Regions from separate parts of the Homo sapiens genome. Here region 2 is linked to region 1. Evidence: read pairs that join two places in POLR2A ChIA-PET (ENCODE). Cell type or tissue: A673. All regions are shown on one strand. Links, peaks and the distances in the headings refer to the core of each region. The heading gives the core; the rest is flanking DNA.

Region 1 (16,391 bases), core at 5,925-9,924:
AAAACATCTTCTCAGCTCAGAAGGGTGGGGCTGGGTGAGTCTGTAGGTATTCAGGTGTGTTTCATGTGCAAACAAGCCAGGGCTTGTCCTAAGGATAAATAACTGCTTTAGTCTTTGGAGCTTTCAGTCTAAGATTGGACTGAGGAATAAAATATGCAAGTTAATTTATTTCTGTAAGTGTCCTGTTTGCTTTGTAGGATTTGCTCCCAAAGTAATCTACTTGCTTGGAGCTCCTCAAAGATGCCAATCTGTTTTATTGCTGTGTTCTGGATGCTAAGCACAGTGCCATGCACCGGGCCCTGCTACATGATTTGCAGGACTCAGTGCAAGATGAAAATGTGGGGCTCCTTGTTCAAACATTAGTATGAATCTGAAGATAGAGACAGCAGGGCCCTGTGTGACCGCACAGGTTGTGCCCCATGAAGCTGGCCCTTCTTGTCACCTAGTAAGCAGTTTATTAGCTCTTTTCACCAAAGGATCATTGACCAAAGCTTAACCAAGAGGAATTTTGAAGGACCTCCTGGTTAGATTCCCTCTTTTTTTGGTGGAGGCAAGTGTGATCATTTTAAGTAGCCTTCATAGTTAACCTGGCACCTCTGCATGTGTTTGCCCATTTGCAGCATCCCTGGAAGGGGGGCATTATGATCCCCATTTGACACACGGCTCAGCTGTGACTTGAACACATATAGTGATTTGGACCAGTGTTCTGATGTCTAGTACTTTAAAAAACTTTTGATTTTTAGTTGCCACATTTGTGTCTCAGAGAGGTTTAGCTACATGCTTAAAAACACACAGCCAGAAAACAAGTGAACAAGAATTTGAACTCAATCTTCTAGATCCTACTTGAACATTCTTTCTATTCCCAATCATGGAAGAAAGCAGGTTTGGGGAATGATATGGTTTAGCTGTGTCCCCACCCAAATCTCATCTTGAATTGTATGCCCATAATTCCCATGTGTTGTGGGAGGGACCTGGTGGGAGAAAATTTGAATCATGGGGGCGGTTTCCCCCATACAGTTCTCATGGTAATGAATAAGTCTCATGAGATCAGATGGTTTTATCAGGGGAAACCCCTGCTTGGCTCTCATTCTCTTCGCTTGTCTGCCACCATGTGAGACGTGCCTTTCATCTTCCACCATGATTGTGGGGCCTCCCCAGCCACGTGGAAGTGTAAATCCAATACACCTCTCACTTTTGTGATGCCCAGTCTCTGGTATGTCTTTATCAGCAGTGTGAAAAATGGACCAATGACAGGGAAGGTCATTGATTCTATTGACTGATATTTTTGAGCTCCAAAGCTTAGTATTGATTCCAGTAAATCTAGTTGATGCTTGACCTATTTCTGTCCCTGTATGCTCTTTAGTTCTGAGAACAGATGGCTTCTCAAATATGCCCTGTTCCCAGGAGAGTCTGGCTCCTAAAGTTTGACTACTGATGGCTTGGAAGTTTTCCTCTGAGTTAATCCCCCACTCCCAACATTCTTCACCATTGCGACTCAGTGTTTAGGTTAGGTGAAAATATTTATTTCCTAGAGCACTGGAAATATCTTCTGTTCCCCATTGTCTTGATTTATCTGGATGCACCTGGTGTTCTCTCCCGTTCTCTGTGGGTATGAACATCTTGACCTCTGAGGATGTGAAACCAAGCAGGCATGATAATTATGCTTGGTGGCCAGTTGACAGGCTGTCTGGGTTTGAGTCCTGCTTCTTCCTCTTACTTGCTGATCATGGCCAAGTTCTGGACTTAACCACACTTGAGCTTGTTTCCTGGTCTGTAAAATAGGAATAATGCAGTTAACAGAGGTTTACTGCAATCATTAAAGGACATGACTTATGCAGAGTTCTTTGGTAACAGCATTACTGTGTTCTGGGCTGGCCCCAGGCACAACTAGGTCATGGGTGAAATTTATCTGGTTTAGTGTTCCATGCTTGTTTAATACCCTCTCCTCCCCCTGCCCCATAAATGCTGGCATGTTCCTTTTTCCTGAAGTACACCTGCACTGTAGCACATTCAAGAACTCAAACAAACAACAACAAAAAAATAGTCTTTCCACAATGGGCAGAAGTGGGAGATGTTTCGATGCAGGCTTTCTTTGAGGGAGTGGGGTGCCTGGTAAAAAGAAAATTCTCTTGTAGATAGATGGCCATGTGTCCTGATAGCATGGGGAAATGAATATGTGTGCAACTGTGTGTGTATGCAAGTGTGTAAAGAAGTCATGGGCCTTATCGTTAGAACCTTCCTTCCTCCCCAACGTCCTCAATCTTTCTGCACCCCAATTCTTCAGAGATTTTATTGAATCTATGGCTGGATGGGGATCGGGGAAAATCATTTTACTTTGATCTGCTCACTAGAGCTTCTTAACTTCTCAGTTTCTTTTATTAGTTCCCAGTATTTAGAGTAAATGCAAACGTTTCTTCACCCAAGGTCTCAATATCCTTTTTTCACACCCTGTATTAGTCCCTTCCCATATTGCTATAAAGAAATACCTGAGACTGGGTAACTTATAAGAAAAGAAGTTTAATTGGCTCACAGTTGTGCAGGCTGTACAGAAAGCATGGTGACATCTGCTTCTGGGAGGCCTCAGGGAGCTTTTACTCAAGGTGGAAGGCAAAGCAGGAGCAGATACATCTCACATGGTGATATGGTTTGGATTTATGTGTCTGCCCAAATTTCGTGTCAAACTGTAGGCCCCAGTGTTGGAGCAGGGGCCTGGTGGGAGGTGATTAGATCATGGGGGCGGACTCCCCCCTTGCTGTTCTCATGCTGGTGAGTGAGTTCTCATGAGATCTGGTTGTTTAAAATTGTGTAGTACCTCTCCCATCTCTCTTTTCCTCCTGCTCTGGCCACGTACGACATGCCTCTTTCCTCTTCACCTTCCGCCGTGATTGTAAGTTTCCTAAGGCCTCCCCAGCCGTGCCTCCTGTACAGCCTGCAGAAGGGTGAGCCAATTAAACCTCTTTTCTTTATAATTACCTAGTCTCAGGCAGTTCTTTATAGTAATACAAGAATGGACTAATACACATGGCGAAAGCAGGAACAAAAGAGAGGGAGGGGCGAGGTGCCACATACATTTAAATTACCAAATCTCATGAGAACTCACTCACTATTACAAGGACAGTGCTAAACCAATTCATGGTGTTAAGCCATTCATGAGAAATCCGCCCCCATGATCCAATCACCTCCTACCAGGCCCCACCTCCCACACTGAGGATTACATTTTAATATGTGATTTGAACAGGGACATACAACTAAACTATATTACACCCCAAATTATTTTTATATAGCTAATATGTTAAACATCAAAAAATGACAGGAAGATAGGCATGTCTAATTCCAGCTGCTTTGTCTCCTGATGCTAGTGGGGGAAATGCAGGCTCAGGATCCTTGAGCCTTAGGTACCATGTTAGCACCTGCTTGCTCCCTCCCTTCTGACCTTGCTGTCCCCATGCAGCTGGTGCTGTAGCCCTCCCCATCCCTGCCCATCTTCCCACCAAAAAACAACCCACAGTGCATGGAAACCATTCCGAGTCCTTATAATAGGGATGAGATGCTTTACTTTTTGAAGGAGGGTGAGGTTGAATGATAATAGCTACGTTGCAAGTCCCAAATTGAAATCATCCATCAAAGATTAACTGAAGGATTTACTCGCTCAAAGTGCCTATGAATTCTCCATACTTTCGCATGTATTAAAGATACCTGAGGCCAGGCGCGGTGGCTCAAGCCTGTAATCCCAGCACTTTGGGAGGCCGAGGCAGGCAGATCACGAGGTCAGGAGATCGAGACCATCCTGGCTAACACGGTGAAACCCCATCTGTACTAAAAAATACAAAAAATTAGCCGGGCGTGGGGGCGGGCTCCTGTAGTCCCAGCTACTCCGGAGGCTGAGGCAGGAGAATGGCGTGAACCCAGGAGGCGGAGCTTACAGTGAGCCGAGATCGCGCCACTGCACTCCAGCCTGGGGGACAGAGCGAGACTCCGTCTCAAAAAAAAAAAAAAAAAAAAAAAAAAAAAGAAAGAAAAGAAAAGAAAAGAAATACCTGAAATCAAGACCATAATTTGGTCAATGTAATTTGACAACTCATGAGAAAAACAATTGCATTGTTGTACCCAGTGAGAGCACCACTTCTCTCCTGGTAATGAAGAGGCTTGTGCTATCTCTTCTGTGGTTTGCTGCCCCATGCTCTGGTTGACCCCGGTGATCAAGGATGACATCAATACCTAAGACCAGAAACAACCTAAGAACTGCATTGTTGCTATGGGATTCTGTCTCTTTCCACAGTGTACATACAGAGCTAAATCAGCTGGTGTTTTCCCCTTTAATTTTCCTTCTCTCCACTCTAGGTATAGGCCAATGAGCATCAGAAAGCTAGAAACATCTGTACAGCTTCAATGCCAACTGAGTCATTAGATATGAACTTGGACTCATTATCTCTCTCCTACTTCTTCAGGATGGAGGAAAAACCCTCTTTACCAACATCCCTGCTCCTCCCTCTGAATGAAGACTATTGATCCAAACCAGATTCTTGAAAATCATCCTAGACCCTTTTCTCCTCCTCACCTCCACACCCAACCACTCACTAAATATTGTTGATTGTATCTCAAGTCTCTCTAGACTCTCTCCCTTCCTCGTCCCCACAGTCTCGGCCCTGGTTCAAGCTACCGCATTTCTTATGTGGATTGCAGTGGTTTCCTGTCAGTTCTTTTTGTCTCTGGTCTCACTCTGGATCATCAGTCCTGCCCAAAACTCCTAGAACAGATCAAACATTGCTATGATGGATCAACTTTATTGCTTCCCAGAATCAAGTCCAAAGTCTTCTTTTAGGAAGGAATACAATATTTTTACTAATCTTCCCTTGCCTACCTCTAGCTAGAAACAAGTTAGAAAACATTATTTTAATTTCCCCAAATTTGATATATTCCCTTAACTTTCTGGGCCTTTGTGCAAACCATTTCCTCATTTTCTTTTTACTGTGCTTTGTCTGGATGACTATTCTCACCTTAAGGGTCACCTCCTTTTTGGATTCTTCCCTGAATGCTCCCTCCTTTTGACTTTGTAAAGCACTGGCGACACTATATTGCACCTTTTTTTTTTTTTTTTTTTTGAGACAGAGTTTCGCTCTTCTTGCCCAGGCTGGAGTGCAAGGGGGCGATCTCGGCTCACCACAACCTCTGCCTCCCGAATTCAAGTGATTCTTCTGCCTCAGCGTCCCGACTAGCTGGGATACAGCCATGTGCCACCACGCCCAGCTAATTTTGTATTTTTAGTAGTGATGGGGTTTCTCCATGTTGGTCAGGCTGGTCTCGAACTCCTGACCTCAGGTGATCCACCCGCCTTGGCCTCCCAAAGTGCTGGATTACAGACTTGAGCCACTGTGCCCGGCCTTATTGAACCTATTATTATTATTCTTTAAGTTCTAGGGTACATGTGCACAATGTACAGGTTTGTTACATAGGCATACATGTGCCATGTTGGTTTGCTGCACTCGTCAACTCGTCATTTACATTAGGCATTTCTCCAAATGCTATCCCTCCCCCAGCCCCGCTCTGCCCAACAGGCCCTGGTGTGTGATGTTCCCTGCCCTGTGTCCAAGTGTTCTCATTGTTCAACTCCCAGCTATGAGTGAGAACATGTGGTGTTTGGTTTTCTGTTCTTGCGATAGTTCATTTAGAATGATGGTTTCCAGCTTCATCCATGTCCCTGCAAAGGACGTGAACTCATTCTTTTTTATGGCTGCATAGTGCATAGTATTCCATGGTGTATATGTATTGCACCTATTTTTAACAGGTGCTTGGAGGAAAGGCTCCCACATACCATTATTATTATTGCAATATTTGTATTTTGATTTTCACTTTAGCACACTTTAAACCTATGTTAAACATATCTTAATGAATATAGACATATACAAGAGATTGTTTAAATGTATATGTGCAGTTTAAAAAACCATGACCTCAAAATCAAGCACATATGCGTTCATTAGCCAGGTCTTAGACATAGGACTTTGTTAATTCCCCAGATATTCCCTGTGTTCTTTTCTGATCTCTTCTGCCTCTCTACCTCCTATAGGTAATAACTATTATCCTGAATTTCATGTTAATTATTAACCTGCTTTTCCTTATAGTTTTAAAAAATGCCACCTAAGTATATATCCCATGGCAATAAATTGTTTAATTTGGTCTGGGTCTGAACTTTATATAAATGGAATTGTTCTGTTTATATTCATTTCTGACTTGCTTCTTTTTTTCATTATTATGTTTATGAGATTTATTCTGTTGATATGTATTGCTACGGTTCGTTCATTTTTTCATGGTTGTATAAATCCCATTTTGTGAATACATTATATTTTATTTACTGAATCTATTGTTGATGACTTGTTTCTAGGTTTTGCAATTATAAACAACGCTCCTATGAACATTCTTACCCATAACTTCTGCCACACATGCAAGATTGGCAATAGACTAGATAAAGCTGGAAGTGAGACACCCAGGTAGAATGTATCAGCAGATTCCCCTTTATGAGGCATTTCTAAATGTTTCCTAAAGTAGTTGTACCAGGGGTCGTATCTTTTTTGTTATCCTGGTATCGCTAGCACCTAGGACAATGAATGGCCAAGCACAGTTGCTCCATAGATACTTATTGAATGAAGGTAGAACCACAAACAGCATGTTGTGACAGTCTTTGTCTATAAATTGTTCTGGGCAATAAAGTCAAAGCAAGCACTCTTTCCACCCCAACTGTAGCCTGTAGAATGGGCCTGTAGGCTTGGCATCAGAAGATGTATTTTAATAATAATAATGACAGGAGTGATACAATGGTAATGTCTTATACCACTTAAGGATTCTTGGAAGACCCGGTTAGAATTATGGCTGAAGCAGGTAGAACCTGCTGAGCAAAATGGGTCCCAACTATCCTTTAGAAATTGATATTCTGATCCCAAAGGAGCCGTTGAGTTGTAATTATAGATTGCTGAGGGGCTAGATCTTGTGGAGCTAAGCTGCCTTGGAATGTGAGTTCTTTGTCATCTTCTTCTGGAGCTTGGAGTATATAGGTCTTTAACAGAGGAGAGCCTAATGCTGCTAGAATGGTTGTGAAAGATCACAAATTTACAATGCTACTGTGGGAGAGAGACAGAGATGGACCTTCTGTGTAGCCTAGCACTGCTAAGCCCTGTTCAAATGCAGGTTATAAGTTTAGATAAGACATGAATTTAATCATGTTCTTTGAAATACCTCTCCATAAACCAGTATTTTAGGTATTCCCTGTTATCCAAGCCTTATTTAATAAACTGGCTCTTTAGAATACCTGTTTATTTTGAAATAATTTTATACTCACAGAAGAGTTGCAAAGATACTATGGGGAATTTCTGTATATCCTTCACTCAACTTTCACTAAATTTTTTTTTTTTTTTTTTTTTTTTTTTTTTTTTGGAGACAGGGTTTCGCTCTTGTTGCCCAGGCTGGAGTGCAATGGTGCAATCTCGGCTCACTGCAACTTCTGCCTCCTGGGTTCAAGTGATTCTCCTGCCTCAGCCTACTGAGTAGCTGGGATTACAAGCATGTACCACCATGCCCGGCTAATTTTGTATTTTTAGTAGAGACGGGTTTCTCCATGTTAGTCAGGCTGGTCTCCAACTCCTGACCTCAGGTGATCCTCCCGCCTTGGCCTCCCAAAGTGCTGGGATTACAGGCGTGAGCCACCATGCCCGGCCACCTTTCACTAATGTTAACATCTTACATAACCATGGTACACTTACCAAAACTAAGCAATTCCCATTGATGCAACGCTATTTCAACTATAGACTTTATTCTGATATCACCAATTTTTATACCAACGTCCTTTTTCTTTCCAGAATGCAAACCAAAATACCACGCTGCGTAGACATAGTTGTTTTGTCTCCATAGGCTCCTCCAGTTGGTGACAGTTTCTCAGTCTCCTTGTTTTTCATGACTTGGTCCCTTTAAATGATGTTTTTTGGGTATTTTGTAGAATGTCTCTCAATTTGGGTTTGTCTGACGTTTTCCCGTAATTATACTGGTTTGGAAAGAAGACCACAGATGTGAGCTTCCCTTATCATATCATGCGAGGGGATACAAAATAAAATGACTGATCACTGTGATGTTACCCTTGATCACTTGGTTTAGACGGTGTCTGCCTGATCTCTCCACTATAAAATTACATTTTTTCCCTTTCTGTACTTTATTCATTAGATTTGAGTCTCTAAGACCAGCCTACATTCAGGCAGAAGGGAATTAAACTCCACTTCCTGAAATGAGGAGTATCAGAGAATTTGTGGACATATATTAAAATCACTACAGCAATTAATAAATATTTAGGGGAGATATTTTCAGGCTATGGATATGTCCCTTTTCTCCAAGTTGTTTTTTTAACTATAAGAGAGAAGATAGAACATTCAGAACCCCAAGAACAGAAATTAGTCAAAATAAATTTTTGATAAAAGTAGTTTATTTTATTTTTTACTGAAGGTAATAACATTATTATAGTGATAAAGTAATTACTGTTTATTTTCAGGCCTTTCTCTTCACTCAGAAGTTGAGCAGTTGAAACCCACATGTAGATAAAGTAAGCTTCCCTCATAACCAAGTTCTGTGAATAACCTCCAGTGATGGTTTCCTTCTCTTATTTAATAAGCATTGATGATATCTATTCACAATTTTATTTTGCTTATTTGGGACACTGAAATTTGTCCATATTTTTTCTAAATGAAGAAAATGGCCAAGAATACCTCCAACTTACAATGCAAACTCTTTTAAGGGTTTCCTGGCATAAAAAAAAAAAGCCTTTACACTATGAGCTTGTGAGTCTATACTAACTCCCAGGATCAATGTTGAGGAAAAGTTCTGTTAAAATAATCTTATAGAATTTTTGCCAAAATTTCCTAGAAACCATTAGGTAAATTTTAGAAAATTAGTTTTCTTTGTTTAAAATGTTGGGTTATACGTTTCTTATTCTATTCTGTGTCCAAATCAGAGGTTCCTAACATGGGTTGTCTGAATTCCTTATCGATCTGAGTTCTTATTTGCTAGTCACAGAAACTAACTTTGCTTCTTCAAACCCAAAAAAGGAATCAGTTAAAAGGATATTGGGTATGATTAGAGAATGGGCTTGGAGCCATCTATGCAGCCAGAAATGGTTCCTCCAGTTTGGCTGCAGAACTGATCAACGAAAACACAGCAATGCTGATGATTCAGCCAGATGGATCCTGGGCCATCCCTAGTTCTTTGGGTCACTAGCTTCTAATTCCAGATCTAGGTCAGGTATAAAGCTTGACCTGTTCCTGCACCCTGACTGCAAGGGAAGCTGAGAAAGTGAGTATCTCCTCCTATGGTGGAGAAGGCTCTGACTCCCCAGGCGTGGAGCTCCCCAGGAATAGTAAAAGGGTTCAGATATGGGCAGCTGACATGAATGACAATTATTCACTACAGACCCCTTACGGATGGAATCCCTTAAGCTGTAGATTTCATTTGGTTCTCAAATAAGCCATTCATTCAACATTCCGCAAACATTTATGGAGTACCTACCATGTGCCAGGCACTCTTCTAAGTCCTTGGATTTCATCAATGAACAAAACCAAGATCACTGTTTTTGTGGAGTTTCTATTCTGGCAGGAAAAGCCAATACATCATCCAGACTTGCACCTCAAAACCTCCAGTGGGCTCATGAATTGGTGATACCAGATATTTCTGGAAGTGGCAGTGAATGTAGGACTGAAACATAAGCATTGGTTGAAAAGACTATTTGAGAAGCAATTCGACCTGCATTGTTGAACAGAACTTTTGGCAATGATGAAGACACTCTATTTCTGCACTGTCCAATACAAAAGCTACCAGCCACATGTGGTTATTGAGCACTTGAAACGTGGCTATTTCCTTACTGCAACTGAGGAACTGAATTTTAAATTTTACTTAATTTATGTAAATTTATGTAAAGTACATAGCTACAGTGGCTAGTGGTTACTGTATCAGAGAGCACAGAGTTACATCCTCTGTTCCTTCCCCCACTTGGAATGGCTGGATGATTACCCCTCCCTCAGTGTAACAGAGTTGTGCGGTTTATTCTCTGAACTAAGGGGCACCATGAAGGTAAGAGGATAGGGATATCATATTGAAAAGAGGGGCATTACTTGAATTTGAGAACCTGCTCTTCTCCCAATTGACTTCCAAAATGCTGGCAGCCAGTTTCTACTTCCAGGTATGAGATTAGGAATTTAGTATCTGATAAATCTGACTAGTCCAAAAGAAAAGACCCTGTGTTAACATTGGGAGTTGTCCTATGAAACAATCCAGCCAGATTACCTGGGGTAAGACCCAGAGTTGGCAACCCAACTCATATATCAGAACTTCCAATCAGATTTTTAGTGCTGTAGTCTTAAAGGTGAACAGACAGTTAAGGATCACTAGACATTTGAGGATATCTTCACTCTGAAAGGAAATACAAACACCTAAGAAAAGAAACAAAAAAATAAATTTGAGAAAATAGAGAGAATTCAGAGAGAAGAAAAAAATTAAAGTAAGATAAGAGATGATTTTGCATCCACAAAGCAAGAATAGAATGCTATAATAAAGAAATAATCAGAAGGCCAGGCGTGGAGGCTCACACCTGTAATCCCGCACTTCTTGAGGCTGAGGCAGGCAGATCATGAGGTCAGGAGATCGAGACCATCCTGGCTAACACGGTGAAACCCCATCTCTACTAAGAATATAAAAAAATTAGCCAGCCATGGTGGCAGGCACCTGTAGTTCCAGCAACTCGGGAGGCTGAGGCAGGAGAATGGCATGAACCTGGGAGGTGGAGCTTGCAGTGAGCCAAGATCACGCCACTGCACTCCAGCTTGGGCAACAGAGCGAGACTCCGTCTCAAAAAAAAAAAAAAAAAAAAAAATCAGAAGGACAAAAACTAGAAGGGTCTTGGGAAAAAGTGACACAAATCAGAAGCTCCATATAAAATTTGGAAAATAAGATTGAGGGAATCTTCTAGAAACTAGATAGAATCAGATGGCAAAGAAATGTAAACTAGGATAAAAATATAAGAAAATTAGGTCAGATTAAGAAGTCTAACACCTGAATAACACAAATTCCTCAAATAGAGAATTGAGAAAATTATCAGATAAATAATTCAAGAACATTTCTTAGACTTGAAGGACATGAGTTTTCAGAATGAAAACAACCACCAAGTGCCTAGCAAAATGGATGAAAATAGATCCATATCAACTCACCTGATACGGTTTGGATCTGTGTCCTTACCCAAATATCACGTGGAAATGTAATCTCCAATGTTGCAGGTGGAACCTAGTGGGAGATAATTGAATCATGGGGGCAGTTTCTCATGGTTTAGCACCATCACCCTGGTTCTGTTCTTGTGATGGAGTTATCATGAGATTGGGTTGTTTAAAAGTATGTGGTACCTCCCCCTTCTCTTTCTCCTGCTCTCACCATGTAAGATGGGCCTGCTTCCCCTTCGCCTTCTGCCATGACTATAAGTTTCATGAGGCCTCCCCAGAAACAGATGTTGCCATACTTCTTGTACAGCCTGTGGAACCATGAGCCAATTAAACCTCTTTTCTTCATAAATTACCCAGTCTCAGGTATTTCTTTATAGCAATGTGAGAATAGACTAATACATTACCTGATGATAATATTTATGAACAGTAAGGACAAAGGAGAGGTCCTAGAAGCTTCCAGAGAGCTGAAGGGAAGGTTGTATTCAAAGAATCAGAAATCTGAGTCACTTTGGATATTGTATGTGCTCTCCAACCTAGAATGTGATACCCAGCCGCAATATCAAGTAAGTGTAAGGGTTGAATAACTTTTTTCAGACATGAATGGCCTCAAATATTTTACCTCTCCTACAGCTCTTTCTCATAAAAAATTGAAAGAAATGTTCTTTCAAAACAAAGAAGTAAATAAATGATTATTGTGTTAGTTAATACTGAGTGTCAACTTGATTGGATTGAAGGATGCAAAGTATTAATCCTGGGTGTGTCTGTGAGGGTGTTGCCAAAGGGGATTAACATTTGAGTCAGTGGGCTGGGAAAGGCAGACCTACCCTTAATCTGAGTGGGTACCATCTAATCAGCTGCCAGCACAGCTAGAATACAAAGCAGGCAGAAAAACGTGAAAGGAGTAGACTGGCCTAGCCTCCCAGCCTATATCTTTCTCCTGTGCTGGACCCTTCCTGCCCTCCAACATCAGACTCCAAGTTCTTCAGTTCTGGGACTCGGACTGGCTTTCCTTGCTCCTCAGCTTACCGATAGCCTATTGTGGGATCTTGCAATCATGTGAGTTAATACTTAATAAACTCCCCTATATTATAGGATGTACATATATATCCTATTAGTTCTGTTCCTCTAGAGAACTCTGACCAACACAGTTATGAAGATATAGCATGTCAGAAAAACGGAATTTATTATAATAGGGGTGTGAACACAATTTTCAGGATGATGGTAAAGGGAGACTTCTAGATGAATCTGTGTAATAGACCAAGAGAGCAGCCAGAAGATTGGAGCAGGTCAGAGAGTTTAGAAAGAGATAATTCCAAAATAGAGAACTGGCAATATCTGAGTATATTGAAAGGAAAATTAGGAAATCAGGAAAGAGTCTGAAGATGATGTAGCAAGAGTTCATAAAAAACAAAGCAAACCAGAAAAAAAGCAAAACAAGAAAACCAGATAAGTATGAACTCTAGAGAAAACAAAAACGGGAGAAATAAAAAATTATTCTGATATATTGCATTGCTAAGCCAAATATATCATTCATATAATCATAATGTAAACATTGAATAATGATAAAATCAAAATTACGATAAAAATGTTGGGGGAATAGAGGCATGGCATGTATGCCCATGTATGGTCTGTGTGTGTGTGTTGGGAAATAGGGGCAGCGAGAGAGCTAAATGCATATTTTCAGTAGGGAAAACCAATAGGTAATGCCTAAAAATAAAAACTCAAAAGAGAAATTTTTACTTGCTATTAGAAATATGAAGGTGTTGTATTATTATTATTTTTTTCTAATTTGGTCCTGAGGTCTCTCTCATGAGAGTGGCAATAAACTCTAGCCCTGCCCTGATGGGGCTCTAGGGATTTGGTCATGGATGATTACAATGTTCCTTTTAAGGGATACTTCTTTATCCTGGCAATGACCTAATGCCCAAGTGTCTGACCCATGACCAGGTGTCCCTCTCATAGAAAACTTCTTTACACTGGCAGACACCAGTGTAAACAACCTGGTGGCTTTTTGACTTATGTCCAGTTTATTCCTACAAGATAGCCATTCCCTAGAAGAGCCCTAACTGGGAAAGAAGCTCAGGTGTGTCAGTTACATGCGACACAGAAGAGGAAGCAGAACAACACACATGAAATAACAGGCAGTTCATTACTTACAGATCCCAGAAAGAAGATGGAAGCATGACTAGTGGGGCCAATGGGTAGTGGGAGAAGTGGGGAGGCATCCAGGACACTCAAGCTCAACTAGCAGATGGGGAGCAAAAGAGAAAGAGCAAGAGATCTGTGGGCCAAAGCTGGTACCGGGGTTCAAGGTATTACCCGGGCTGGTTTCTCTTGGGGAGTTCTAATTCGTGTGTTTAGAGCAACCAGCACAAATTCCCTGGGGTCACATTATGACTTAAAACTGGTCACTGTGGCATATTTTTGCAGTCATGTGGGGTGAGAGGGTCAGTGGAACAAGTCAAGTAGGTTGTATCTGGCTGTCCCATAGGGAGGTGGTCACCAGGAGGTGGTGGTATAAGGGAGATATTTGGATCAACCACATTGAGGAATTGGGAAGAGGTAGAGAACAGGAAACTTTGTCAAGGGTGTCTAAGCCCTGCCTCTGGTGTGAGAATGTCCAACTTATATTCAAAAGGATGCTGAAGTTGGGCATGGTGGCTCACACCTGTAATCCCAGCTACTTGGGAGGCTGAGGCACGAGAATCACTTGAACCTGGGAGGCAGAGGTTGCAGTGAGCCAAGATCATGCCATTGCACTCCAGCTGGGGTGACAGAGTGAGACTCCATATCAAAAATCAAAAATAAAAATAAGAAAAACAAAAAAACAAAAAAAATAGAACGCAAAATGTATGCTGAGGCAACATAAAATTGTAAGAATTCACTACAAGAGGTAAATACCAAAATAAATAGCTAAAAGTCTTTACTGGAGTGGAGGGAAGGTTGCGGGAGAACAACTGTTTTCCATTATAAATAGCCCTTGTAGAACTATATGGCTTTTTAAACTGTTTGCATATATAATTTCAATTAAGGTAAAAACAAACACAACAATGAAAATACAATAGAAATGAGGTATCATTAATTGGGACAGCAAGCTTTCTCAACTTCTGAAAAGTTGTTTGGGGAAAGATTAAAAATATTTCAGGGCCAAGTGCGGTGGCTCATGCCTGTAATCCCAACACTTTGGGAGGCCAAGGTGGGCGGATCATGAGGTCAGGAGATCGTGACCATCCTGGCTAATACAGTGAAACCCCGTCTCTACTAAAAATACAAAAAAATTAGCCAGGCATGGTGGCGGGCGCTTGTAGTGCCAGCTACTCGGGAGGCTGAGGCAAGAGAATGGTGTGAACCTGGGAGGCGGCGGAGCTTGCAGTGAGCGGAGATAGTGCCAGTGCACTCCAGCCTGGGCGACAGAGCGAGACTCCGTCTCAAAAAAAAAAACAAAACATACTTTCGGAAGACAAATTCTCGCCTTCACTCTTCTGAGCTGGTAGAAGTAAACTAGTTTGTGAAAATTTTCGCAACCTACTCATCTGACAAAGGGCTAATATCCAGAATCTACAATGAACTCAAACAAATTTACAAGAAAAAAACAACCCCATCAAAAAGTGGACAAAGGACATGAACAGACACTTCTCAAAAGAAGACATTTATGCAGCCAAAAAACACATGAAAAAATGCTCACCATCACTGGGCATCAGAGAAATGCAAATCAAAACCACAATGAGATACCATCTCACACCAGTTAGAATGGCAATCATTAAAAAGTCAGGAAACAACAGGTGCTGGAGAGGATGTGGAGAAATTGGAACACTTTTACACTGTTGGTGGGACCGTAAACTAGTTCAACCATTGTGGAAGTCAGTGTGGCGATTCCTCAGGGATCCAGAGCTTGACATACCATTTGACCCAGCCATCCCATTACTGGGTATATACCCAAAGGACTATAAATCATGCTGCTATAAAGACACATGCACATGTATGTTTATTGCGGCACTATTCACAATAGCAAAGACTTGGAACCAACCCAGATGTCCAACAATGATAGACTGGATTAAGAAAATGTGGCACATATACACCATGGAATACTATGCAGCCATAAAAAATGATGAGTTCATGTCCTTTGTAGGGACATGGATGAAATTGGAAATCATCATTCTCAGTAAACTATCGCAAGGAGAAAAATCCAAACATCGCATGTTCTCACTCATAGGTGGGAATTGAACAATGAGAACACATGGACACAGGAAGGGGAACATCATACTCTGGGGACTGTTGTGGGGTGGGAGGAGGGGGGAGGGATAGCATTAGGAGATATACCTAATGCTAAATGACGAGTTAATGGGTGCAGCACACCAGCATGGCACATGTATACATATGTAACTAATCTGCACATCGTGCACATGTACCCTAAAACTTAAAGTATAATAATAATAATAATAAAAAAGAAGTAAACTAGTTTGTTGCTGCGAATATCTGAAATAATAAAAATTCCTATGGCCTTGCATAGCTTTTTTTTCCCCCAAAAGTAATGTGGAGAATATATGTTTAGTTTACCTAGGCCCCTTTCTTGCCTTCTCCTGGTAACAGCACATCTTATTTTTGGAAATGGCTTTATTTAGATTTCAACCAATACTGATGGATGCTTCATGGTTCTTTTTCCTGGGCCACAGAGATGGACACATGACTGAGTCTGAGCCAATCATCATTTAGGCTCCCCTGGTCACATGACTAGCCCAGGAATGGGCACATGACTCACATAAGGCCAATTAGGTCCCTTCTTTTTCCAACTGAAACTGCTGGAGAAGAGCAGGGTTTTTGTTTTGTTTCGTTTTGTTTTGTTTTGAACTCTTGTCCATGTGGCTAGAGAGATAAAAGCCTAGACCACCTGTAGCCATATTTCCATTGTGTGAGGTCAATTGTTCAGAGAAGTTGAAGCAAATATTTAGATAGATACAAAGAAGAGAAAGAGGATTGCAGGGAGAATGGCCTCAGCTCACCCTGAGTCTCGCTTCATGTCTGCCCTTTTCATAGTTTGAATTCAGAAACCAACAAATCCATCCCCCCCTTTTCTGACAAAGCTGGAGTTGGAGTTTTGTCACTTGCAATCAAAGGGTTCAGACCAATCCTAGTAGCGATCATGTTTTGTATTAG
Region 2 (16,391 bases), core at 4,812-8,811, 190 kb after region 1:
TGGCCTCTCTGTATCTTCATTTCTTTCCTCCTGGCATAGGTAAGGACACCTGTCACATGAGGATCCTGTGACCTACTTTGAAGGGAGGTAGGTCAGAAAGTTATTTTATGGCTACCTCTTACACAGAAAGACATGAGAAAGTCAGAGAATGACCTTTCTGCTTCTGCAGTTTTCTCAGTTTTCAAGGTGTCATATTTTGGGGTAGCATGTTCTGACCCCTGACAATTCCTTCTACATTTAGTAACCAGTATTCAACCATAAAAAAGGCCTTGCCTCATCAACAGGGGCTTAATGGTCAACCTAAAATAGAGTTCTAACTGGAAAGAACATAATTCTTACCTTTTATTTACCACTTTCCAGAGTAAGGAGTTGGTGTAATGGCCTTCTCCAAGATAACAAATGAGGATTTGTTTGCTGGCTTGCTTTCTCTTCATTGATTCTCATTTAAACACAGGGATTTTTACACGTTCAATGTGCTGCAATCCATTACCATCAATTATTCATTTTGATGCTGAAATTGTCCCAACTGTGTGGGTGTCCCTTCAAGTTGGGTCAATATTTGCAGGTGAAAAATGATGGAAAGATATCCTTAGCCGAAAACACGTCTAAGAACTTGGTTGTGACCGGTACTGGGCTAGATGCTGGGTGCAGAGGGCTACATTCACAGGCTTGGGTTCTTCTGTTAACCCTGAAGAAATAAGTCCTGAAAGTCTTAGTGAATAATTAAGCGCAAGCTGCTGACTGTGCCAGTTCACCTTTGAATATGCCCTTCTTCACCAGGCAAATGTGGCAAAGTGAGTCAGCTGTGGCCTCCCAAGGATGCAGCCAGGTAGCTAGTTCAGCAGATGGTAGCCAGTGACTCAAATCGACAAAAGGTAAATTAGAACCGAGAGGTTAGGAGGGTTTCAGTTTTTCTGTGTTTGTTCTGTTTCAGCTGTCTCCTAACTGCAGTTACAAAAGCCAAATCAAAATGATCTGAGTATTTGAGGCACAGTAGTTGGGGGGCAGAGGGTGGAGGTGAAGCGCTCTTGAGAAAAACAGGTGTTGGGGAAAGAATGTTGTGATCCTCCCTCGGTCCTTATTAGCTGTGTGGCCAAGGCAAGGCAGCTGGCTATCTTCAGTGGGCAAAACACCAACTCCTTATCCACACAATGGGCCTGAGGCCTGCCCTGCAGAGGCTTGTGGTGATGGCCAGTGGTGACCATTACTTTAATGTGGAAGCATTAAAGTAATTGGAAGATTCACTATTATTGGATAATAATTGGTAGGAGTATATTGGCTAGTTGTCCTGTAGAATGTATGACAATTATGGAATTGTCTGATGTTTGCCCTGCGCAGTTTCATTTATCTTGTTTTTCTACCCCTTGTATGTTCTGAAATCTGGAAGTGAGAGCAAAGGCTTGATTAAATTCTGGTGAAATATTTTTGACAATATTTTGGGTACCTAATTACCTTTCAACTTAAAATGATAAGAATAGGTAATACTTATTCAGTGCTTAATTTATTCAGGGATTTTTACACACTCAACGTGCTGCAATCCATAATGCTTTCAACTATCTCTTTTAGGTAGGTGCTAGTGGTGTTATTCCCATTTTACAGAAGCAGCTGAGCTGCAGAAAAGATAAGTAACTTGCTCAAAATTGCACAGCTAATAAACGACAGACATGGGATTTGAAACTGAGTTATCTCCAAGACTGTGGTCCTTAACCATTCTGCCATGAATGAATACTTCCTGGAGAAATCTGTAATAGATGTCTACATCATTTGATTTCCATAGCACACATTTGAGTTTTTAATTTGGACTTCTAGAGAGCAGAAAAACATTGGAGGTGATGTTTTAGGCAACAAGATGACTACAACAAATGTTTCCATCCAAGAAAGAGGCTATTCATGTCTGTGTGTGTAGTGTATGTATGAGAGTGTGTGTATGTGTGTGTGTGTGTGTGTGTGTGTGTGTGTGTGTGTGTGTGCGCTATAGTCACCATCTCTAGTGAGGAGTACCTGGAGAGATGGGACTACCTGCCTAGAAAAGCAGAGCTGTTGCTTTCTGTCATATGCTGTGACTTGGAAGACCCAAATGTGGCCTACCCATCATAGGGGAGAACTCTCACTTGGGGCAGTATAGCCCAGTGTTACACACACACGTTCTCTACTGAAGGCATGGAGCTGAATGGGGCTCTGCAGATTGACTTGCATTTTATGTTAAGAGAATTTTTCTAGGGTAGTATTAAGTGTGTGAACTTGAGAGCAAGGCTGCCTGTATTTGTAAGTGACACACACAGAGCTTGGTGCATGGCAATCACTCAATAAAGGCCAGCTATTGTTATTGGGATGAATGGCTTTCTTAGCTCAAAAGTGGGTTATGAAGAGAATCTTTGGGCTCTTCTCTGGAGATTAATAAAACCAAGAAACACTGGGCCAGAGTTCTCAATGAGGGTTCTAATACCACCTGCTGGGTGCAACCTAGTCTAGTGGGATGCGGGGTATTCATAACAATGACTAGAAATTCCCCTCCCTCAGCTCCCCCACACGTGTTACACCTGTGTCTTGGGACAAGCTGGTGTTAATCCCCACTCTCCCTGCCAAACAACAAGTGTCTTTGAAGTACCACTTCCTGTGGATCCTTCCTGCTGTGCAGCTCAGTGTCTTGAAAAGAGCTTTGAAGTCCCACTGACCCAGCTTGAATCCCAATCTCCCCACAGAGGAGCTGTGTTACTTTGGGCAAATTACCCAGTTTTTCTGAGCTTCAACTTCCCATCTGTAAAAAAAAGAGACAATACCTATCTCACGGGTCATTGTGAGCTCTTAGAACCAATAATATATGAAACACAGTGCTTAGACCACTGGAGGCCCCCTCCTGTGGCCACCCTGCCAAGACCACTGAGAGCATCTGGGAGGTATCTGGGGGCAAGGAAGTCATCTTTAGTGCGGTCTTTATCAGGTGGAATTGGGACCTCAAAACAGTGAATTTTAAAATCTACTTTCTTCAATCTGCTAAATGCCACCCACCCCCCGCCAACCCCAAATAGAAATAAGCAAAATAATGGGAGCATTGTGAATTACTGAACTAGATGATTCCAGTAAAGGCATAATTTATTCTTAGAGTAAAATGTTTATCCTTTTAATCCTAAAACATGTAAGATTGATCTTTTCAAAAAACAATCCATCTAGAGTAGTCAAATTTATAGAGACTTAAAGTAGAATGGTGGTTGCCAGGGGCTGATGGGAGAGGGGAATAGGCAGTAATGGCTTAATGGTTATGGAGTTTTAGTTTTGCAAAATGAAAAGAGATGTATGGATGCACAGTGGTGATGGCAGCACAGCTGTGTGAATGCACTTAATGCCATTGAACTATACACTTAAAGCTGTTTAAAATGCTAGGTTTTAGGTTGTGTGTATTTTACTGCAATTAAAACAAAAACAAAAACAAAAAACCTTAAATGTTCAAAACGTGAATGCATGCAATCTTAGTTTCCTCAAGCCTCTGAGTCCTGACAAGGAGGCTAGAATGAAGGCACATCTGGCACCGTGTTCTAGATTCTAAAAGCGAGACTCCTTTTCAGAGGCAGCATCCCTGTGTGTGGTCCTCAGCCGCCCACTGTGGTCAGTGATGGGGCATTCCCAGGATCTGGACACTCTTGTTTCATTTCTAAACCTGAGCCCCCTGAAAGGAAGGAACCTGTTTGTTGAGGACTCTGTTAAAATCAGGTTGGGGAGAGTTTTCTGGGAAATAGCTTCATAAATTGTGTGTAGATACAAAACTAACAGGCACATGAAAGATTTGTATTTTGAAAACAAAACCCCAGTGGGATTCTCTCAGCAGAAAATGAAAAGGTCTTCTTAACATTCAGTTGAACTATTAGAGCCATTTTTGCTGTTGCAAGCACTAATGCAGGTATGGCCACTGCCACAGCCCCAGATTGCAGCACAGCAAATTAGCAAGGTTTTAACTTGGCTGCAAATATCAAGCTGGCTGCTTGTCATTATGCAAAAAGGAATGGGGCTGGGAGGGGGACCGGCACGTAGCGGCAAAGCACATTATAATTGTTTAAGCAGGCCCCACAAGTCATGCATTTCAATTATTTGTTCAAAGCAGCCTGCAATTAGGAGTTGCAAACAAGGCTTTTGAATGCAAAGTCAGACAATTAAAATGTTTCATGAGTGCATTAGAGAAAGAAGTTCTGAATTAGCACTTTGAATACACAAGACCTCTTTTTCTAATCTCTAGTCCCTTTCACTCTGTGAAAAAAAGAGAGAGTGAGAGAAAGACATTTTGGGCTGTGGTGGAGGTGATTTGGGTGTTTACTTATTTATATCAAATGCCTGACTAATCCAGGGAAGATTGAACCATCCTAATCGGCCCCTCGTACGTTTCAATGTCTCTTGTTACTTGCCAGATAGTCCTTGTCGAAGCATAATGGCCCAGGTGCCAAACCCATCACCCAAGGGGGTCGTAAATCCCTTTAAGCATCTCTCCTCCTCCTTCCCTCACCACTCCCCATTCTTTCCTTTGAAGAAGCGGGTCTATTTGAACCAGTGATTTGTGACTTTCCAGTATTTAGGGCACAACCCCGAGCTGGTTGCACTAACACACAGGCTGGGGGAAATGAGTACACTGGCCAGTGTTGGGATCAGGGAGGAGAGATTCTGTGTGTTCTGGGGTGCCGATGAGCAGAAGCTGGCTGCTCTGGGTAAGCATGAAAAAGACACTAACCTGCCTTTTTCTTTGAAGGAAGATCTGCTGTTAAACTCCTTTCCCTCCCCCACCTACCTCCCCACCCACACATTCCCTTCCCCAGTCCACAAATGCCGTACTGACATTAAATTTTATTTTATGATGTATTTTAAGAACGCTTTAAAATTCTGATCAGAGGAGACACTTTGAGGAGAGGCGGGTGTATCAAACATAGGGGGAAATGTAAACACTCCTCCTTCAACCTTTTTTCCCTGTTAAATTGTGAGGCTTCCTAAAAAGCATTATTTGTACGAGGCATCAACCATTATTACAAACTAAGTGACTGCAACCCAAAGCACTTTACGTTATTATTCAGTGTGTGAGATTAACCAGGACAATCCTGACAATTTAAGGTGAAAATTGCTAACGTATCAGTTAATGTGTGCCTGTGTGCATGCATGCCTAATTTGAGAGCCTGGTGGCTAGCAGCCTTAATTTATCATTTCCTGACTGTAGCTAATTTATGAAAGATGATTTAAGTAATCCTATTTATCCTTTTATAAAGAAAACACATTTTAAAAATTATCTGGTTCAGGTAGGGAAAAGTTCTTTGAAAAAAACCCCTCTAATATGGAAAATAAATATTCAAAATATGGATATTGTGAATAGTATGCAATTCTTTTCTAATTACTTTGCCTCCAAGCAATCGTTCAGGGTTCAGAACACTGTTAAAATACCAAGTATCTGATAGGATTGATGAGACTTTATGTGATCAATACATTTTATCAGTTGAAAATTTTAATGTTTTTCTGTGGGAAACATTTCTATAGGCCTACCTAAAAATAAGTTGTTTTTCCAATTAGCCCATGCATAACTAAGGATGCTGTCATGAGAAGCATTAAAATCATATCATTTTAATGCTTGAGATATGTAAGTACAACAAAATATTTGTTTTAGTTGGCACAGTTTTTAATATCTTGCTTTTTTTTTTTTTTTACAACTCTGACATTTTAAATCTTTTGAAAGACCCGAAGTGATAAACTGAATCATTCTAGATTGATTAGGTTTTTGTAACCTACTACATTAGTTTTGCTGATCTGTGTTTGAAGGTAGTAAGTGCCATATAAAAAAAGACTTTATTTAAAAATCAAAATAGCTGTACATTCTTTACCATAGGCTTGTCCAAGGTAATTTACAATAGAAAGGGGAGGGGAAGGAAGTCAGCTGTGAGGGAAGCTCTGCGTAAAATCCCACTTAGGTGCAACCTGAGTCTCCTCCCCAGAACAACCTTTAAAAACATCTGTCCTGAATGGGGAGCTTTAATCTGCAGGAGAGACTCAATAAAATAAATGATAGCCAAGCCTCAGTCATACCAGTGGAAACTGACAAATAATAAATTGTATTTGATTTGGTGATTTCTGGATTGCTTCACAACTTTTGGGTCTGCTTATTTATTTACTCATTAGTTTTATGAGTGTTAGTTCTACAGCTGGCTTCTTTTTCTCTAAAGAGGTAATTTAATCAGAGGGTGTGCCTACAAGTTGTACTAACATAACAGGTGTTAAACCCTAAACAGCCTGAAAACTAGCTCTGAGACCTTCTTAAGTTGACTCGGAGAGGGAAAAAGAAACAAGAAAAAGAAAAATACCCCGAAAACATTTCTCTCCCAGGCTGCTGTCACAAGTAGGTATTCCTCCCAAGGGTGACTAAAAGCAGTTGCTCCTGCAGTAAGAAAGAGAGAGGGAAAAGACTGTCCAAGCTCTGCTCTTCTAGAACTTGGAGACTTAGGGTCTCCAATGTCTGACAGGTAACCTAGAAGATGCAGCCAACCTTTTCAGGAGGCAGCCAAGGAGAATCGAAGCTGCTTATCCCCATGTTACTCCCCTTCTCATTGCACATTTTATTCCAATCCATTTCACAATCAAGAGGTAGTGGGAATCTTGCCACTGAAATGCCACCATTTCTGGGACCCAGGGCTGGAAGCCAACCAGCCCTTTGGATATCTCAGTAGGAGGCAGAGAGAAGTTTCTGCTGAAGGACACCAGTACAAACGCCTTTTATGCGAGGGGACATGGAAATACTTCAAATTATCTACCTTCAAAAGCTGAGTGTTTGAGTCGCTACCCAAGAACGGATTCCTGAGTCTGTGAAATGGAAAAACAAAGGTGTTCAGGGCTGGGTAACAGGACGGAGGCTTTTCCCAGCTGTAGAATTCAAGGATGATGAAAGGGAGATGCAATAGAATGTAAAACAAATTGTTCACTGGAGAGTGGAAAATACAGATTTGAAAGTTAAGTGTCTGGAACAAGAGAGATATGAGTCACTGGAATTTACAAGTTACTATAGGAAACAAAGATAAAGAGATCATGAGAGAAGTAGTAACGCCAGTAGCAAAATGGCATTTCGTTAACTGCAAAACTAGATGATGGCAGAAACCGTTCATCAACTGGGGAAAGAGATAGTAATTATCTGCTGTTGAAGACAACAGCAGATAATAGCATTGACATAGGGACCTACAGGAACAAAATTGGGTGTTTGGCAATTATGTCAAATGGGAGCACAGATTTTTCTTCCCCTTCAACATGGTAAATCAGAGAAAATTAGGTCTGGAGGGCACTCAGTTTCCAGTAGGGAAGAGAGGAAAGCTTGGTTTTCCAAGGGGCGATGGTATTCCACCTAGAGGGAAACTGGTTTTCTCTGTGCCAAATAGCAGGGCTTCTTATGTGAAGGTCAAAAACACATTTGGCATTTTGAATTTGTGTGTGTGGATGCAAAATATGTGTGAGGAAAAGTGCATAAATACCCCAACAGCTGCCACCATCAGGCCAAGAAATAGGAGACTGCCAGCCCCCCGGTGTATCCTTCCCAACCACAAATCCGGCGTCCCCCAGAGGTACTATCCCAACTTTAATTCTAACAATTCCCTTGCTTTTCCCTATTCTTTTGTGATCTCTGTATACTTCTCTAAACAATATAGCTTAGTTTTGTCTGTTTTTGAGTTGTATATGTTTATGTACATGTAGATAGAAATGTAGCCACAGTCTTCTTTCAGGTCTAGCTTCTTCTCAACATTATTTTTGTTACTTTCATCCTTGTTGGGTGTAGGTGTAGTTTGTTCACTTCCATTGCCAAATCACATCCCATTGTACGCATGTATCACAACGTATCCATTCTTTTGTTTCTCGGCATTTTGGCTCGTGCCAGAGATTAATAGTGAATCACCATCCCTGTGTTCTGCCGGGCACCTCTTGTTCCTGGGCACATCTGGATGGCTTTGTCAGCCTTCTTTCAGTGAGGTATGACCATGGGGTCTGGTCTGCCCACACACACCTCCCACCTATGATTTTCCATTATCTTCCCCACCCCCCTCCCCCACGTGTGGACTAGAGGTGACCTCTGGGTGTCCTTGGAAACCATGTGTAGAAGACTGGAAAGCCACAAGATAGAAAAAACCTCGGTTCCTGAATCACCGGTAGGATGAGAGCTGCCCAGAAGAACACCCTGATTGGGAGCATCCACATTGGCCTAACATGGGAGTAGGAAATAAACGATTTTATCGTGTCAAATGAATCAGCCAGCTTCACCTTAACTAATATGGAGTTGTTCCACTGTAGGCTATTAAGAACGATGCTGCTATGAAGTCTTGAAAATGTATCTTGCTGCACATAAGTCCATGATTCTAAAGGGTGTAAACTCAGGAGTGGAGCTGCTGGATCAAAGACTCTGCATATCTCCAACTTTATGAGATGATGGTGGTCTGCTTCCAAAATGTACTGCTTCCAGTTTATACTTTCACCAGCAGGGATAAGAGTTCTATGCTCATCAATCCTTGGTATTGTTCTTATTGTTTACTTGTGCCAGTAGGAAGGGAGTGGTTTGTCACAGTGGCATACAATTTGCATTTCCTCGACAACTGAGATTGCTTACACTTTCATGTGTTTATTAATCATTTGGATTTCCCCTTATATGAGGCCCCTGCCCAAGTCTTTTGCCAAGTCTTTTCTTGAGTTATCTTTCTCCTGGTGTGTAAGATTTTAAAAAATACATTCTGAACACTAGGCCCTCATGAATTATATGTGTTGGCTATTGGCTTCACCCATTCTATGGCAAAAATTTCTTTTTGCTTTTCAAATGCTATCTTTGGTAAATATAGTTTAGATGTAAAATTTATCAATTTTTAATTTAAGATTAGTATTTTTTTACTGTCTTAAGAAATCCTTCTCATAAATATTTTCCTATATTCTAAAATCTTTATAGCTCTGTTTTTTACATTTAGTTTTAAAATCCATCCACAATTATTATTTGCATATTATATGAGATAGGGGTTTAATTTCAGTTTCTCCCAAGTGATTCCCAATTTTTCCAGCATCATTAATTGAAAAATGTGTCCTTTTCCCACTACTCTGCTTTGCTACCTTTGTCAAATATCACGTGTTCATATATATATATATAATATAATATATATATTATATATATATTATATATATATATATATATATGAGTCTGTTTTAGGGCTTTCTGTTTTGTCCTAGTGGTCTATTTGTTTATCTCTGCACCAATTCCACAATATCTTGATTGTCATAGCTTTATAATGTCTTAGAATCTGATATAGCAAGACCTCCCAAGATTTCTTTTTCAAAAGTGTCTCAGGTTTTGTAAGCTTTTCGCATTTCCACATGAATTTTATGATCATCTTGAATTATTCCAAAACAAACTATTGAGATTTGAACTGTGATTTCATTAAATCTATAAGTAAATTTGGGGGAAATTTATTGAATTGGCATATTCCTCCAAACATGTAAATCTTTATTAATATCTCTCAGTTGATTTTTATACATTGATTTTGGATCTAGAAACACCCTAAATTCATGTTAATTCTAACAATTTATCTGTAGATTTTTAAAAATTTCTGTTTATACAACCATGTTATACATGAATAATGACAGATTCATTTCTTCCTTTTCACTTCTTATAACTTTTATTTATTTTTTGGTGCTGTATCGTCTAAGACCTCCAGTACAAAGTTGAATGAAAATAGTCCTGGTAAGCGTCCTCATCTAGTTCTTAATCTTAAAAGGAATGCTTTTAATATTTTACCATTAAGTATGTTATTTGCTGTAGGATTTTAATATATATTCCTTTACAGATTAAGGAATTTCACTTCTAATTCTGGTTTACTAAAAATTTAATTATTAAATGTTAAGCTTATATACTGGTATAATCCCCATTTGATCATAATATATTATTATCCTCTTCAATTATTATTGGAGTTTGCTCTCAGATGGTTTTTTAAGGATTTTTTGCATTGATATCATGTGTGAAATTGGCGTATGACTTACCTTTCTTATCTATGGTCCTTGTGAAGTTTTAGAATCTATACTAGTTTCTTATGAGCTGGGGATGTCCTCTCTTTTCCTATTCTCTGGAGGTTTGGGTAAAAAATAAAAATAACTGTATCTTATGTTTATTAGAACTTGCTGTAGAAGCCATCAGATACTAGTGTTTTCTTCATTGGATGATTTTTTTTTTTTTTTTTTTTTTGGTGGAGCCTCGCTCTGTCACCCAGGCTGGAGTGCAGTGGGGCACTCTCTGCTCACTGCAACCTCCGCCTCCTGGGTTCAGGCAATTCTTCTGCCTCAGCCTCCCAATACTGGATGATTTTTTAAACTATTAATTCAATTTGTAATTTTATGAGCATTCAAGTTTTCTATTTCTTTTTGAGTCCAACTTTTCCAAGAATGTCTCCATTTAATGTAAATCATTAAAATATATAGACAGAAAGGAGTTTATAATATCCTCATTCTCTGTTAATCTTTTTTTTTTTTTTTTTTAAAGTCTCACTCTTTCTCCCAGGCTGGACTGTAGTAGTGCAATCTTGGCTCACTGCAACCTCTGCCTCCTGGGTTCAAGCGATTCTCCTGCCTCAGCCTCTTGAATAGCTGGGCTTACAGGTGCCCGCCACCATGCCTGGCTAATTTTTGTACTTTTAGTAGAGATGAGGTTTTGCCATTTTGGCCAGGTTGGTCTCGAACTCCTGACCTCAAGCGATCCACCCACCTCAGCCTCCCAAAGTGCTGGGATTACAGGCGTAAGCCACTGCACCCTGCCATATGTCTCTTTTTTTCATTCCTCATATTACTTATTTGTGTCTTTCTTTTTCTTGATCAGTCTCAGCTGTGGCTTGTCAACCTTTTTTTTTTTTTTTTTTTTTTTTTTTTTTGTGACACGAAGTTTTGCTCTTGTTGCCCAGGCTGAAGTGCAATGGCATGATCTGAGCTCACTGTAACCTCCACCTCCCGGGTTCAAGCGATTCTCCTGCCTCAGCCTCCTGAGTAGCTGGGACTACAGGCGCCTGCCAACATGCCTGGCAATTTTTGTATATTTAGTAGAGATGGGGTTTCACCATGTTGACCAGGCTGGTCTTGAACTTCTGACCTCAGGTGATCCACCCGCCTTGGCCTCCCAAAGTGCTGGGATTACAGGCATGAGGCACCGCTCCTGGCCCTGTCAATTTTTTTAACCTTTTCAAACAAACAACTCTTGTTTTTTGCTAATCTTCTAGATTGTATATGTCTTTTCTATTTCATAAATTGTCACTTATCTTTATTAATTCCTTCCTGTTGCTTTCTTTGAATTTGATTTGCTATTCTTTTACATTTTTTAGGGCTATTAGAAGGAAATAATAGTGGCATCATCTGTTCTCTTGTGGGTTGAGAGGAGATGAAGTCCTGCCCAGCATGAACTCTCATTAGAAGTTGTACTAATGGAAGAATCATAAGTGCCAGCATTGGATAATTCAGATGACATTTATTTTTAGTCTTAGAACAGAATACAGTTTTCCCACTACAGTTTAGGAGTCTGGTTGTTGATAACTGCTAATGTAAGAAAATTTTGAAATTAAGAATTAAGAAACTTGGGACTTAAGGGGGAAAATATGACTAGAGAGCCAAGAGAGAAAACACCTCTATAAAATCCCACTAAATAGTCACGTATTCACTAAACTAAAACAACGGATATGACATCTTCAACAATGGCAATCTCAATGACATCTTACATTTTTCAACTAGTAATAGCGAAATTGTATGATGGGTTTCCAGTGATCATTTCTTGTTCTGTAGAAACCTTTTCAGTTTCAGTAGAAGACTTGTAAATTCATTGTGTGTGTGCGTGTGTGTGTGTATTCAGAGGTATGCATACTAAACAGTCTTTTTGCTTGAGTCTCATACTTCTCTTAATGCCCTAAGCTTTTCGAATTTAATGTTCAGGAATTATTGAGTTCACCTTTCAACAATTGTTCTTATATTTATCACTCCAGAGATATTATTGGAATACATTTGTAAGCCCTTCCTGCCTGCCTGCCCACCTTTTCTCCCTTTCTTCTTTCCTCTCTTTCTTCCTTCTTTCCTCCCACAAAGACCTATTCAATGCTTACTATTCAATGCCTGCTGCTTACTCTTCCGGCATTGTTCAAGGAATACAGCAATGAACAAAACAGAAAAAAATTCCAGCTCTTAGGTGGCTTATAAATCTGGTGGGAGTACACAAACAGTAACCAAGATAAATAAATAAAATATAAATGTCAGATGGTAGTAAGTGCTATGGAGAAACATAAATCAGGTAAAGGGGGCAGAGAGTGCCAGGGAGTGGAAAATGGAATTTAGGGAAGTTTGCAATTTAGATAGTGTAACCAAGGAAGATCTCACTGGGAAGGTGACATTTGAATAAAGACTTGAAGGAGAATGAGGAAGCAGCCATGAGGCTCTGGGGAGGCCAAGGTGAAGAACATTGCAGGCAAAGAGAACAACAAGTACCAATGCCAGGCCCTAAGTCCTTGTAGGCCACAGTAAAGCTTTTAGTTTAAGGAAAATGGGAAGCCAAGGGAAGATTATAAGCAGCCAAGTGACATGATATGGCTTATCCTCCAAAAGTTTTACTCTGACTGTTGTGTTGATAATTTTTGTATTTTAGTAGATGGGGTTTTACCGTATTGGCCAGGCTGGTCCGAAACTCCTGCCCTCAAGTGATCTGCCAGCCTTGGCCTCCCAAAGTGCTGGGATTACAGGTATAAGCCACCATACCTAGTTTTTTTTGTTTTGTTTTGTTTTGTTTTTGAAACCAGGTCTCTCTCTGTCACCCAGGCTGGAATGCAATGGCGCAATCACAGCTCACTGAAGCCTCAACCTCCCAGGGCCCAATCGATCCTCCCACCTCAGCCTCCCAAGTAGCTGAGACTACAGGTGTGTGCCACCACGCCCGGCTAATTTTCGTATTTTTTGTAGTGATGGGGTTTTGCCATATTGCCGAAGCTGGTTTTGGACTCCTGGGCTCAAGCCCTCCGCCCACCTTGGCCCCCCAAAGTGCTGAGATCACAGGTGTGAGTCACTGTGCCCCGCTGAGATACATGTTTTGAAAAGAGAAAGGACAAGATTTGATGGATCAGATGAGGAACATGGAGCAAAGTATGAGGTCCAGGATTGCTCCATAATATTTGGCCTGAAAAACTAAGAGTGAAGTGCTATTTATAGAAAGGGGGGAAGATGTAGAAAGAGCAGGTTTGGAAGAGCAGATCGGGAGTTCAGTATTGGATATACTAAATTTGAGAAGTGTGTAAGGCAGCCAAGTGAGGAAACTGGATATTTAAGTCCAAACTGAGGTGCAAGGTAGGCTGTCATTGTTAATTTGGGTATTATAAGCATATAGATATTTTGTAAGACTTTATCATGAAAAATATTCTTTCCTTCTTCATCACTGACTTTATGTCACAATTTTCCCTTTTTCTAATTATCCTAAATAAGAATGACTTTGCTCTCCTGAAAATAAAATTCTTCCATTTTGACTAACGAGAAATAGTTCATTCACACTGAACTAGGATTTTTTTTTTTTTTTTTTTTTTTTTTTTGAGACGGAGTCTCTCTCTGTCGCCCAGGCTGGAGTGCAGTGGCGCGATCTCGGCTCACTGCAAGCTCCACCTCCCGGGTTCACGCCGTTCTCCTGCCTCAGCCTCCCTAGCAGCTGGGACTACAGGTGCCCGCCACCACCCCTGGCTTATTTTTTGTATTTTTAGTAGAGACGGGGTTTCACCATGTTAGCCAGGATGGTCTTGATCTCCTGATCTCATGATCCGCCCGCCTCGGTCTCCCAAAGTGCTAGGATCACAGGCGTGAGCCACTACGCCCGGCAGATTTTTTTAAAAAAATAAAATTCCCCATAAAAATAGAAATATAAATTTAAAGAGTAAAACATAGCAAGACAGACATGTAATTGTTAATCATCTACAGAGCCATTACAAACTTAAGTCAATAACATCTGGAACAAGTAAGTTAGAAACACTAAACCCTTAGGCTTATTTGGTGCCATCTCTCTAATTTCAACTTGATGTCAAGTTCTGCTAAACCACTTAAATGATGCTTTGCTTTTCTTCTTTTTTTTTTTTTTTTTTTTGAGACAGAGTCTCGCTCTGTTGCCCAGGCTGGAGTGCAGTGGCATGATCTCGGCTCACTGCAGCCTCTGCCTCCTGGATTCAAGCAATTCTCCTGCCTCAGCCTCCCGAGTAGCTGAGACTACAGGCATGCACTGCCACACCCGGCTAATTTTTTGCATTTTAAGTAAAGATGGGGTTTCACCATGTTGGCCAGGATGGTCTTGATCTCCTGACATCATGATCCACCTACCTCGGCCTCCCAAAGTGCTGGGATTACAGGCCTCAGCCACTGCATCCGGCCAATGATGCTTTTCTATTTTACTTCAAGAGGAGCCTTTACAGTCTCTCATGGAAGTTACTCACAGTTTTTGTGCCAATTCCCTTTCTATGGTCTGTAGTGGCAAGGCTACCTGATTCAACTATGGGGTTTAAAAAGCCTTTGGTTCTTCTCCCTCACTATTTGCACTGTAACTCCTGCTCTTAGCTTCCTCTAAATAAACGCTTTCAGATAAAACTCCCCTTGCCATTCTCTAATTCTCTTTCCTGATATTGGCCAAATTAGAAAGAGAAAAGACCGAAGTACTTCCCACTTTCCTCACCTACTTAATGATGCAGCACTGATAAGTCTTTCAATCAGGAGTCAAATTTGAAAAATGTCAATAAAATATGTTTTTATTCTTTCTTCTCTATCTCAGTATTGTATTTGCCTTTCTACCCATCTCTCTACCCTTCCATTTATCCATCTATTCATGCATCCCTCTATCTACTCACTCATATATTTCATAACAACCAAAGGTCCTGTATAGTTTTCAAACTGCTTTTATTGTGTCTCACCTCAATGTACTGGGTGAAGGAAGAAAAATTCCACATTTATGTAGCCTAGGCCCAATGGACATAAACAGAAAACTTATGTATTTCTACCCATTCTCCCTCTAATGTACCCCTCTCTCCTTTCAAATGCCCCTGATCCTTAGCATATCCAATCCGGTTCTTTTTTCTGTGTAACATAGAATGTTTTTGCATTCTAGTCATGGCCACTGGCAGCTTCATAGCATTTACTACTTTCTCTCTCCACCCAAAATTGTACCCTCAAACCCACTTCTTAGGACTTATGACTTTGCAGTTACTAAAGTCTTTCATGCAATCTTTAGTAAAGAAATTGAGAAAAACTGGAATTCTGTTTTAATGTTGGGGATTCTAATTTCCTCTATCTCAAAACCTGTCCATGATAAGTCTCCCCTTTCCTTCTTTTGTCCCATTTATGGGTAAGAGTGTCATTCATCATGCCAAGGCTAGTTCCTCCCCCTGTGTTTTTGAGCCCTTACCTACTCACTTCTCCTGAGATCTTACCTCCTACCTCTTCTGAGACTTGCCTTTCTTGTATCTTGTATGTCTCCTTCTCTGCTAGCTCCTTTCCTCTGGTCTTCAACACATTCAGGCATCTCGAACTGTAAAATAGTTTAGCTTCTCTGTTGTTTCCTGCCAGGATCCCCATTGCTGCCACACACATTCCCTGTTTCTTCAACTTGCCCACTCTCTTCTCACTCCTTAGCATTTTGCAGTTTGACTCATATCCTCACCACTGTCCTGACTGCTCGTTTACAGATTGTCTGGAACCAAGTGCAATGGCCTTTTCTTGAGCTGTATTATTTTCAACTGTTCTCTGTAGCATTTTAACACAAGGCAAAATTTGACAAAGGAGCTGTTGACAATTGAAGTGGGTTTTTGGTAAAGAATAGCTACTACTTGGAGAAGACTTGGTTTACTTACCTTGATCTTGTCCTAGTCTGATAGGTCAAGAAACTGGAGTCTTCCCATACATCCAGAGATGAAAATACCCTTGTGATATGGTCTGGCTCTGTGTCCTCACCCAAATCTCATCTGAAATTGTAATCCCCATGTGTCAAGTGAGGGATTTAGAGGGAAGTGATTGGATCATGGGGGTGGTCTCCTCCCATGCTGTTCTTGTGATAGTGAGTTCTCACAGGATCTGATGGTTTTATAGGTGGTGTTTTCCACTCCTCTCTCTTGCCTGCCGCCATGTAAGATGTGCCTGTTTCCCATTCCACCATGATTGTAAGTTTCCTGAGGCCTCCCCAGCCATGCAGAACTGCGAGTCAATTAAACCTCTTTCCTTTATAAATTACCCAGTCTCGGGTATTTCTTTATAGCAGCATGAGAATGGACTCATATATCTTGAGTATATGATGACACTCATTGAACTCCCAAGTGGCATTGAGAGCCAAATTTTTAACACAATGGTAGGCAAAATTTCTTTCTTTCCTGGTCTTAAGC

Evidence for each region. Peaks named below come from ENCODE experiments on the same cell type or tissue, not always from the same donor. Only the 100,000 strongest peaks of a DNase experiment are listed, where the experiment ranks them.
Region 2: POLR2A ChIA-PET joins it to region 1 with 5 read pairs; 2 of 35 experiments call an interaction of 5 or more read pairs at or near these places.

Annotation. Positions count from the first base shown.
Region 1 is chr15:60,300,796-60,317,186 of GRCh38, reverse strand. It overlaps LOC105370840 (a long non-coding RNA gene), which reads right to left and starts at 11,270. Exons shown (of 3, transcript XR_932314.3): 1 at 11,232-11,270; 2 at 10,312-10,457; 3 at 9,645-9,723. RefSeq lists an enhancer at 1-591. In A673, for the core only: no CTCF peak of the experiment used is centred there; no DNase peak of the experiment used is centred there; H3K27me3 peaks cover 511 bases.
Region 2 is chr15:60,106,494-60,122,884 of GRCh38, reverse strand. No RefSeq gene overlaps it. Among named protein-coding and RNA genes, the nearest start is that of FOXB1, 110 kb to the right of the region's middle. RefSeq lists enhancers at 2,067-2,756, 2,757-3,447, 4,138-4,828. In A673, for the core only: no CTCF peak of the experiment used is centred there; a DNase peak (open chromatin) is centred at 6,964; H3K27ac peaks cover 323 bases.